2 separate regions of the Homo sapiens genome follow, and region 2 is linked to region 1. A link is an interaction called in ENCODE POLR2A ChIA-PET data of the cell type or tissue named here. Cell type or tissue: GM12878. All regions are shown on one strand. Links, peaks and the distances in the headings refer to the core of each region. The heading gives the core; the rest is flanking DNA.

Region 1 (5,367 bases), core at 1-5,000:
GGTGGCACTTTAAACTTTCCAGTACTCACATTAAAAATAATAAAAAGATAAAATTAACTGTAATGACGTACTATATTTAACCCCATGTATCCAAAATCGTATTTCAAATTGCTATTTTAAAATTATTAATTTTACATTCTTTGTGGTAAACCTCCGAAATCCAGGGAGTATCGATAACTGGAGCACATCTAAGCTGGACCCGGCTCTGCTGGGAGCTACCAGGCTGGGCAGCGTGGCTCTAAAACCAGCCTAGCCTGCCTGCCCCTCCTCCCAGCCTGCAGGCCCCATGCACCTGAGGATGCTGGCCAGGCAGAAGGAGCAGTACCGGTGGCCACACTGCGCCTGGAAGGGCCTGCGGAGGACGTTTCTGCAGGCGGAGCACAGGTACTTGGCTTCCAGCTTGGTCCCCAGGAGGGTCTTGGAGAAGCCGGGCTGTAGCAACTCCAGGGAGCCAGGGGGGGTCACGCTAGCTGCAGCCATGAGAGCTGTGACCCCCGCGAACAAAGCCCTAAGGAAGAACACACAGCACGTTACACCTCAATTCCAGAACAGTCCTCGAGACAAAACCAAACCAATGGTGATCAGTAGCAGGCGATGGTGAGGGGCCGGGTCCCCACTGACCTGCGGTCAAGACTCAGAGAAGCAGAATCGCAGAGCTTCAGGGAGCCTTGGAGACCCTCTAGTCCCATCTCCCGCCGCTAGTATGGAAACTCAGGCTCAGTGAGGCTGGGGACCACACAGCTGGCATCCACACAACCAACCCACAGCTCCAAAGAGACACAGACGCACGGGCTTCCTGCCACGCACAACCCCCTCCCCAGCTAGGGGAACAGGCTGCCTTCCTGTTAACACTAATGGTCAGAGGTTCTCAAGGCTCTAGGCCCTTTGGTCTCCCCCATGGTTCCTGCAATAAGCATGTTTTAGAGTGGTGGATGCCTTCTGAAATATATCTTACCAAACCCACTGGGCAGGAGACGCCTGCCTGCTGGCACTCAGGCTCTGAAGGCACTCAGGAGAGAGCCATGCCGCCAGACCAGCCCCTAGAGCGGGAATGTAGCACACCTGGGGCTGGCTAGTGCACTCCCTTTAGCTACCACGGGTTCCCCTCCAGCCCCGAGAGCGGGAATGTAGCACACCTGGAGCTGGCTAGTGCACTCCCTTTAGCTACCACGGGTTCCCCTCCAGCCCTGAGAGCGGGAACGTAGCACATCTGAGGCTGGCTAGTGCACTCCCTATAGCTACCACGGATTCCCCTCCAGCCCCGAGAGCGGGAACGTAGCACACCTGAGGCTGGCTAGTGCACTCCCTTTAGCTACCACGGGTTCCCCTCCAGCCCCGAGAGCGGGAACGTAGCACACCTGAGGCTGGCTAGTGCACTCCCTATAGCTACCACGGGTTCCCCTCCAGCCCCGAGAGCGGAACGTAGCACACCTGGAGCTGGCTAGTGCACTCCCTTTAGCTACCACGGGTTCCCCTCCAGCCCTGAGAGCGGGAACGTAGCACACCTGGGGCTGCCTAGTGCATTCCCTTTAGCTACCACGGGTTTCCCTCCAGCCCCGAGAGCGGGAACGTAGCACACCTGGGGCTGCCTAGTGCACTCCCTTTAGCTACCACGGGTTCCCCTCCAGCCCCGAGAGCGGAACGTAGCACACCTGGGGCTGGCTAGTGCATTCCCTTTAGCTACCACGGGTTTCCCTCCAGCCCCTAGAGCAGGAATGTGGCGCACCTGGGGCTGGCTAGTGCATTCCCTTTAGCTACCACGGGTTTCCCTCACTTCAGACGATACACATGGCCTTCAGAGCCCTCCATGTGCCAGCCCTGCCCTGGCACCTTGCTGTCCACTAGAACTCAGTAAGCCCCACCAAGGCAGCCACAGACGGCCTCAGCGCCCTGCACCATGCCCTCTCCTTCTGCCTAAGCACCAAGGCCACCAGTGATGGCCTCAGCCACTCAGTGCCATGCCCACTCTTCCTGCTTCTCTGAGCATCATCCAGCCAATACCTGCACCTCACCCTTCCTTTTGAATTAACCGCAGCTCTTCCTCCCTCAGCGTCCCGGGCAGAGACTCCACTGGGCTCTGCTCTCCTTACAGAGCATCCCCAGGTGGGTTTCTCTCTCCCCTTCTGAACATGGAGCCCCTGTTGTGTGGGAACCTCAGGAAGGGGCCTGGTCAGGGTTGGGCTGATGTTGAGGACAGAGGAAGGGAACAATGAGGATGCCTAGACCCATTCACTGGGCAGAGTGAGCAGACAAGGAGAGCGAGCAGTCACCCGGCAGGCACACCAAGCATTTCCTCGAGGTCTGTCTCCCTCTCAACGAACTACAACTCTCACGCCTGTAATCTCAGCACTTTGGGAGGCCGAGGTGGGCAGATCATGAGATCAGGAGTTCGGGACCATCCTGGCTAACACGGTGAAACCCCGTCTCTATTAAAAATACAAAAAATTAGCCGGGCGTGGCGGCGGGCGCCTGTAGTCCCAGCTACTCAGGAGGCTGAGGTTGCAGTGAGCCAAGATCGCGCCACTGTGCTCCAGCCTGGGTGACAGAGCGAGACTCCACTCAAAAAAAAAAGCGGGGAGAGACAGGCACTCGGTTCCCCCCAACCTTATAAGCGGTTTGGGTAAAGCTTGAGTCCAAAGACTTCAAAGCTTCTAGCTGAAGTGAAGATTGTTCACACGTGCTGGCCCTATCAAGCACAAGGAACTTCCACGGCACAGACGCCCAAGAGAACAGACTCGAAACACAACCGGACAGCAAACATGGAGCTTCCCAAGTAGCAACAGGAAGCTGCGGATGAGAAAGGCAGACCCATGCGTCTCCACAGCCTCACACCCGGAACCAGGGCCGGTCATGAGGACCCGAAACCCACTGCTCCTTCGCAACAGCCTCCAGTGCCTTCTTGCGCTCCCCGTGGGGGCACGTGTCACCTGATGCTCGCCTGCCATGCTCCTCCTTCCAAAAGCAGCCCGAGGGCCAGGGCTAGCTCTAAGTATGCTCTGTCCCCAGTCCCGGCCCCTGAGAGCCTAGTGAGAGGAGGCAGGAATTGGGGTCATCTCTCTGGCAGGGAAGCAGTCTTGATTCAGGGAACTGGGGACAGCTAGAGAGGGACTTCCAGTGGGGGTGGGGGGGCTCACTCCTAGAAGGTGGACTGCAGGCAGAGCAACCTGGGAAAGAGGTGGAGGAAGGACAGGGGCATGGTGTCGGCTGAGATCCCCAGGAGGCAGCCCAGGGAGGCAGGGACTGACAGGCCCTGGCCTAAGGGTGGAGGGCGGCCTCCAGAGTCCCCTCCCAAGAGGGCAACCTGGGGTGGCAATTTATTTACTTAAGGAATGACTTCTCAGAACCATTCCTTTTTTTTTTTTTTTTTTTTCCTTAAACAGAGTCTTACGCTCTGTCACCTAGGCTGGAGTGCAGTGGAGCAATCTGTCACTGCAACCTCCACCTCCTGGGTTCAAGCAATTCTCATGCTTCAGCCTCCCAAGTAACTGGGACCACAGGTACCCGCCACCACAGGTGGCTAATTTTTTGTATTTTTCAGATGGGGTTTCACCATGTTGGCCAGGATGGTCTTAAACTCCTGGCCTCATGTGATCCAACCTTGCCCTCCCAATGTGCTGGGATTCCAGGTAGGAGCCACCGTGCCTGGCCCATTCCAACATTTAAATGACAAATGCATTTTCCCTTTTTTCTCCAGGAAGGACAGTAGATGCTGACCGCTCTGTGCCTGGACGACAGCCCCAAGATGGGGGCCTTGCTGTTCTACTTGAGCCTGACTGATGCCTCCAGGCAGGCTGTTAGGTCAGCTCAGCCACAGGTCCTAACACTGCACACCTGCTCTGCTGTCCTTCCAAGGCCCAAGTTGCCAAAAGAGTGTCCCGGAAGCCTTAGGTCACTTGCCTCCTCAAAGCAGCATGGACCCACCCACCAGGCAGAACCGCAGCAGGAAGGCTGTGGCCCCAGGAGTGAGGAAAACGAAGCACCACTGTGTGCCCGACACGGTGGCGTGGGTCACCCGGCCCCAGAGCTGCTCACCTGAAAGGGGCTGACCTCTCCCAGCAGGCCCAGGACCGGCAAGTTTTGGATGAACCCAAAAGGCCAGAACACTGCTGAGGCCCTTCTCCTCTCACCTCTGCCCCGGTTGCTGTGCCAGAAAGAGGTCTTCCCAGCTCTCAGGACCGCTCCACCATTCACCAGGGACTCAGCCAAACCCAGGAGGCTTTCATTTTTCTTTAGAAACAGGGGTCTCACTATGTTTCCCTAGCTGGAGTACGCTGTCTATTCACAAGTGTGATCATGCACACTACAGGTTGGAAGTCCTGGGCTCAAGCGATCCTCCCGCCAGTTTCTCCAGTGGCTGGGACTACAGGTGAGTGCACCTCCATGCCCAGCTATCCAGGATGCTTTCTGAGCCCATTCCTTGTCCAATCACAGGCCAATTCCACTGGCTCTGCCTCCATGCTGCCAGCACTAGCCCCTTCTCTGGCCCCGACCCTGCTCTCTGCTCCTCCTTCATACCCACAATAGGGCACCCCTCACTGAGGGCTCCCTAGGAACATCCTGGGCACTCAGAAGGAAACCCGGCCACTGGGTTTAGCCCCATCTGGCCTTGTCCCCCTCCATCCTCATGATGCCCCCAATCCCCCTGCTCTCCTCTGTTCCCTTAACACCTTTGCCCTGCTTGGAAGAGCCCCGGTGCTGGTCCCTATGGATCTGCACACCTGCCCCTTGGCAACCCTGAGGTGGGCCTAAGAAGCCTGCGCCCAGGACAAGGCCCAGCAGCCTTCCGAGACTTGCCTCCAACTCCCATGTAATGTCCCCAGATCTCAAAAAGTGGAAGGAAAGTTTACCTGTAAACCCCTGAAAAAGGGCCACTACCAGCCAGGTGCGGTGGCTCACGCCTGTAATCCCAGCACTTTGGGAGGCCGAAGCAGGCAGATCACGAGGTCAAGAGATCGAGACCATCCTGGCCAACATGGTGAAACCCTGTCTCTACTAAAAATACAAAAATTAGCCGGACATTGTGGTGTGTGCCTGTAATCCCAGCTACTGTGGAGGCTGAAGCAGGAGAATTGCTTGAACCCAGCAAGCAGAGGTTGCAGTGAGCTGAGATCATACCACTTCACTCCAGCCTGGGCGATGAGGCAAGACTCCATTTCAAAAAAAAAAAAAAAAAGGCCAGGCGCAGTGGCTCACACCTGTAATCCCAGCACTTTCGGAGGCCAAGGCAGGAGAATCACGAGGTCAGGAGTTTGAGACCAGCCCGACCAACATGGTGAAACCCCATCTCTAGTAAAAATACAAAAATTAGCCGGGCGTGGTGGTGCACGCCTGTAATCCCAGCTACTCAGGAGGCTGAGGCAGGAGAAT
Region 2 (5,367 bases), core at 158-5,157, 69 kb before region 1:
TGAGGGCTGCCGGGGCGTGGGCAGGGGAGGGGCGAGCCTAGAAGGGAAACTGCCAGGACCCTTGGTGGGGGCTGACCCTCACCAGACCGAGAATTAAACAAATAGAAACAAAGATGTAATAGGGGCCGGGTGCGGTGGCTCATGCCTGTAATCTCAGCACTTTGGGAGGCTGAGACAGGCACATCACGAGGTCAGGAGATTGAGACCATCCTGGCTAACATGGTGAAACCCCGTCTCTACTAAAAATACAAAAAATTAGCTGGGCGTGGTGGCGGACACCTGTAGTCCCAGCTACTCGGGAGGCTGAGGCAGGAGAATGACGTGAACCTGGGAGGCAGAGCTTGCAGTGAGCGGAGAGCGTACCACTGCACTCCAGCCTAGGCGACAGCAAGACTGTGTCTCAAAAAAAAATAATAGTAATAATAAAAATTAACTTCCCTTAATTTTCTGATATTTAAAGATTACAACATACTTCAAGAACATGACTCATTGTTTTTACTTAAAAAGTGAGTTTTATCTTTTTCTTGTTTACTTCACATACTACACTGATGTAAATATCCTTTTAAAAATTTTATTTATTGAATGTAAACTTTTATTATTATTATTATTTTTTGGATATAGTATCTTCCACTGTCGCCCAGGCTGGAGTGCAGTGGCATGATCTTGGCTCACTGCAACTTCCGGGTTCAGGGGTGGTAGACGCCTGTAGTCCCAGCTACTTGGGAGGCTGAGGCAGGAGAATGGCGTGAACCCGGGAGGTGGAGCTTGCAGTGAGCCGAGATCGAGCCACTACACTCCAACTTGGGTGACAGAGTGAGACTCTCTCAAAAAACAAACAAACAAAAACAAACAGAAACAAAGATGTAATAGGAAGATCCAAGTCAAAAGCTGACTCTTGGAAAAAACTAATATAGTTTAAAACTATAAAAAACTAACATAGGGCCGGGCGCAGTGGTTCACGCCTGTAATCCCAGCACTTTGGGAAGCCAAGGCAGGTGGATCACATGAGGTCAGGAGTTCAAGACCAGCCTGGCCAACATGGTGAAACCCCGTCTCTACTAAAATACACAAATTAGCCGGACATAGATGGCGGGTGCCTGTAATCCCAGCTACTCGGGAGGCTGAGGCAGGAGAATCGCTTGAACCCAGGAGGCAGAGGTTGCAGTGAGCCAAAATCGCACCATTGCACTCCAGCCTGGGCAACAAGAGCAAAACTCTGTCTCAAAAATAAATAAATAAATAAAAATTAAAAAAAAAAAACAGTTACTTTAGAAATATATATATATATATATATATATATATATATATATATATATATAGAGAGAGAGAGAGAGAGAGAGAGAGAGAGAGAGAGAGAGAGAGAGACGGAGTCTTGCTGTGTTGCCCAGGCTGGAGCGCAGTGGTGCGATCTCAGCTCACTGCAACCTCCCCTCCCGGGTTCAAGTGATTCCCCTGCCTCAGCCTCTTGAGTAGCTGGGATTACAGGCACCTGCCACCATGCCTGGCTAATTTTTGTATTTTTAGTAGAGACGTGGTTTCTCTATGTTGGCCAGGATGGTCTCAAACTGCTGACCTCAGGTGATCTGCCTGCCTCAGCCTCCCAAAGTGCTGGGATTACAGGCATGAGCCACTGCACCCAGTGTAGAATGTTTTATATTTACAGAAAAAAAATGTGAAGACAGATCAGGGAGTTCCTGCGTGCCCCTCCCCCAGTTTCCCTCTCGCTGGCGTCCTAATTCTCATGGTCCCTTTGTCACAATCAGTGAGCCAGTGTTGGGACGTCGAGTCAGCTGACATCCAGGCTTTCTCCAGATTCCCTTAGTTACTGAAGGTCCCTTTCTCTCCAGGACACCACGTGACATTCTGTCTCTCTTCCACGGGCTCCTCCTGAGTGACGTTTCTCAGCTTTTCCCGGTCCTTGATGACCTCAGCAGCCTTGAGGGGCGCTGCTCGGGTGTTTGTGGGGCGTCCCTCAGTTGGGCTCCGTCTGCTGAGTTTCTCACGCTGAATCCGGTGATGGTCGGGAGGAAGAGAATGGGGGCGGGGCTTCCTCCCACCACATCACATGGGGGACACCATCAGCGCGACCTTCACTGCCCATGTTGACCTTGGTCACCTGGCTGAGGTTCCCCCACCCTAACCCTGCACCTCTCCGTCTTTTTCTTTTTGAACTGTCCTCTCTGGATGAAGTCCCTGTGTGTGGCCCTCACCTCCCCCGGAAGGGGAATCCACACACATTTGCAACTTTGCTGCACCGAGATCATTTGTCTCTGCTCTCCCATGGGTGGGCACAGCCCTTCACTGACATCCGTGTGGACCTCAGGTGTTTTACACTTTGGCTCACACCCTACTGTCACATCCGGTTTTGTGGCTCACATCAGGCCAGCTGCAGCTACTGGCAGCTTTTCCATTGGCTTCTGCGTCCTTCTCTGCGAAATGGTTTTTTTTTTTTTTTTTTTGAGATGGAGTTTTGCTCTTGTCGCCAGGCTGGAGTGCAGTGGTGGGATCTGGGCTCACCGCAACCTCCGCCTCCTGGGTTCAAGTGATTCTCCTGCCTCAGCCTCCTGAGTAGCTGGGACTACAGATACCCGCCACCACACCTGGCTAATTTTTGTATCTTTTAGTAGAGACGGGGTTTCTCCATGTTGGCCAGGCTGGTCTTGAACTCCCGACCTCAGGTGATCCGCCCGCCTCTGCCTCCCAAAGCGCTGGGATTACAGGCGTGAGCCACCGCGCCCGGCCTCTGCGATATGGTTTGACGCACACACCCACGAAACTATCATTGCAATCAGGGGGCAGCTGTGTTGGTCGCCCTAAAGATTCCCTGAGCCCCCCTGGAGTCCCTCCCTCCCTCCTCTTTCCACCACCTCCCCTGCCCCCAGGCCACTGCTGTGTTTCCGTCGCTGGAGATGAGCCTGGCTTTCTGGGGCTTCGCGTCCAGTCCACGTGCACCACCTTTCTCGCTGCCTGACGCCCTCCGCCCTCCGCCCTCCGCCCTCCGCCCTCTGCCCCACGCGGTTATTTTGGGGCTTGCAGGTTGTTGAGAGCATCAGTAGCTCCTTCGTTCACTGCTGGGCAGTGTCGCGTTGCACAGATACATCACGATTTGTTCTCCTTCACCTGTGGGTGGACCTGGGGGTGTTTCCAGTTTGGGGCCATTACAGATAAAGCCGCCGTGGGCACACGCATCGTGCGTGGGTGTGTGCTATATCTCTTTTGGGTAAATACCCAGGAAGGCAATAGCCAGGTCCTATGATGGTGTAGCTTAATTTTTAAAATACTGACGCACTGTTTTCCAGTCCTTTCAAGATAGGCCTTTCTCCTTCCTGTAGCCGCCTTGGGGGGTCAAGAGCACCCAGGGAGCAACACCAGGGCTACCTGGTCCACTCGAGGCCGTGGGAGTGGGAGAGGGTCTCACTGAAACCCCCGAGCTTGCGGCAAGGCAGCAGAGGACCTGGCGTGCCTGTGGCTGAGACTGGACAGAAGTTTCTTTCTGTTTCTTGCAAACATCCAGTCATGGAGGCTTCCAGCGCCAGGTGTGCGGTCCGGCCCCTCTCTAGGACAGCTTCCCGGGAGCGCACCTGGCGTCCTGCTCTCTGTGCAGATTCAGCCACCAGGCCACACAAACACAGCCGGGGAAGCAGGGAGCTACAGCCTAGGTTTCCATGTCGAGCCAGAGGAGGTCCCTCCCTGGGTGTGGCCCGAGTCTCCTTCCTCTGCCGAGCAGGGAGTGGCAGGTTGTGCGGGGGCTGGGGAGGACAGGCGGCTTTGATGCCGTGTGGTCAGGCAGGTGCTGAACCCTGGGGCACTGCCACGCCTACAGCTGCCCAAGGCAGCAATCGTTGGGTTCACAGACCCCCTGCCCGTCTGAGGTCAGCGCCAGGCCTGCAGGGCCCCTGGTCAGCGAGCGTCTGCCCAGGGTGCCCCACGGTCACAGGGGGCTGAACCCCGGCGCTGTCCAGCCTGAGGGGAGGGGGAGAGCAGAAGAGAAACTACCCCAAGCCCCAGAACCACCTCCAGGGCCAGGGTGGGCACGGTGCTCCCTCTCCCCTGCCAGGCCTGGGATGGTCCCCCCTGGAAGGGTCACAGGACAGTGTGGGTATGAGATGGGCCCCCTCCCCCAACTCCCAGGTGCCTCTGAAGGGGTTCCCCGAGCCTGCTTGCTGCTCCCTGAGCTGACCCCCAGCCCCAGCCCTGCAGCCCACCCACCCCGTGCCTCGCCTTGCCGCCCAGCGGTGGAGTCTGTTCTCCCCTCATCCAGGGGCTTCCGCTGGCTCCGGAACAGCAACCCCCAGACCCCAGGCCCACATCCTCAGCCCGGCCTTAGAGCCCAGCCCTCTCCTCCTCCCTGCCCCCAGCCGGCCCCATCTCCTGGGCTCGTGGCCTTTCCTGGTTTGGGAGGTCAGCGATGGCTCCAGGGCAGGCCTGGGGCCCCATCGACAGAAAGAGGACGCCTGCCTTGAATGCGGAAGGACCCGCCGGCTTCACCATCCAGTGTGGGGTTCTTTCATCCCACAAGGACTCAGACCCCATGGGAAGGGTGCTCTGTGCTGGCCTCTGGCCCCACTGGCATGTGGACTGCCTCCTCTTCCTCTGTCTGACATCTGTCTGCCAGGCTGGGCCGTCCTCATGCTGGCATCTGCCGCGTCTCCTGCCCTGAGCACTCCCAGGCCCTGGGCTCTGTGTCCCGAGTCAGGCAGGGACGGGGCAAGACGCTCATCGGCATCCTCCCAGCCAACTCGGGGTCCGGCCTGAGGATCCCTACAACCCTGAGCCCCCTCCCAGGGCAGAGTCCCCGTGGGGACAGAGCCAGGGACCCGCTCTGATCACCACTGAAGTGCACAGTTGCTGGCTGGATGGAAAAAACCCAAATCCCAGTTAATCCACACAAACCTAAGAAATAAGACAATTTCCTGCAAAACAAAATAGCTTTTTCCACCAGCATTCCTCTCCAACGGGGCCCACACGTCCACATCCCTTGGGAGATGTTTCAGAAGAAACAAGGGAGACTGTATCACAGAGCAAAGGCCCTGTGTGCATGCGCGCGTGTGTGTATATGTGCCTGTGTGTGCCTGTGTGCATGTGTGTACCTGTGCACGTGTGTGCGTGTGTGCATGCATGGGTGTGCCTGTGAGTGCCTGTGTGTGTACACGTGTGCCTGTGTGTGCCTGTGTGCACACGTGTGTGCCTCTGTGTGTTCACATGTATCTGGCATGTGTACGCCTAGGCAGGCGGTGCACAGAGATGGAGACAATGTTTCAACCTCCCTGATACATCCTGGGCAGCTGCTGCTCCCTCACCATGGTGACTGTACCCACAGCCACTCCTTCTTTGAGATCCCACAGCCCCAGCCCACTCCTAGTTCTG

The links. Peaks named below come from ENCODE experiments on the same cell type or tissue, not always from the same donor. Only the 100,000 strongest peaks of a DNase experiment are listed, where the experiment ranks them.
Region 2: POLR2A ChIA-PET joins it to region 1 with 7 read pairs; 6 of 35 experiments call an interaction of 5 or more read pairs at or near these places.

The regions. Positions count from the first base shown.
Region 1 is chr9:136,893,854-136,899,220 of GRCh38, reverse strand. It overlaps TRAF2 (TNF receptor associated factor 2), which reads right to left. Exons shown (of 11, transcript NM_021138.4): 2 at 293-508. The coding sequence starts at 480. Among named protein-coding and RNA genes, the nearest start is that of MIR4479, 9.8 kb to the right of the region's middle. In GM12878, for the core only: no CTCF peak of the experiment used is centred there; no DNase peak of the experiment used is centred there; H3K27ac peaks cover 917 bases.
Region 2 is chr9:136,962,825-136,968,191 of GRCh38, reverse strand. No RefSeq gene overlaps it. Among named protein-coding and RNA genes, the nearest start is that of LINC02692, 3.9 kb to the left of the region's middle. RefSeq lists an enhancer at 1-225. In GM12878, for the core only: no CTCF peak of the experiment used is centred there; a DNase peak (open chromatin) is centred at 2,353.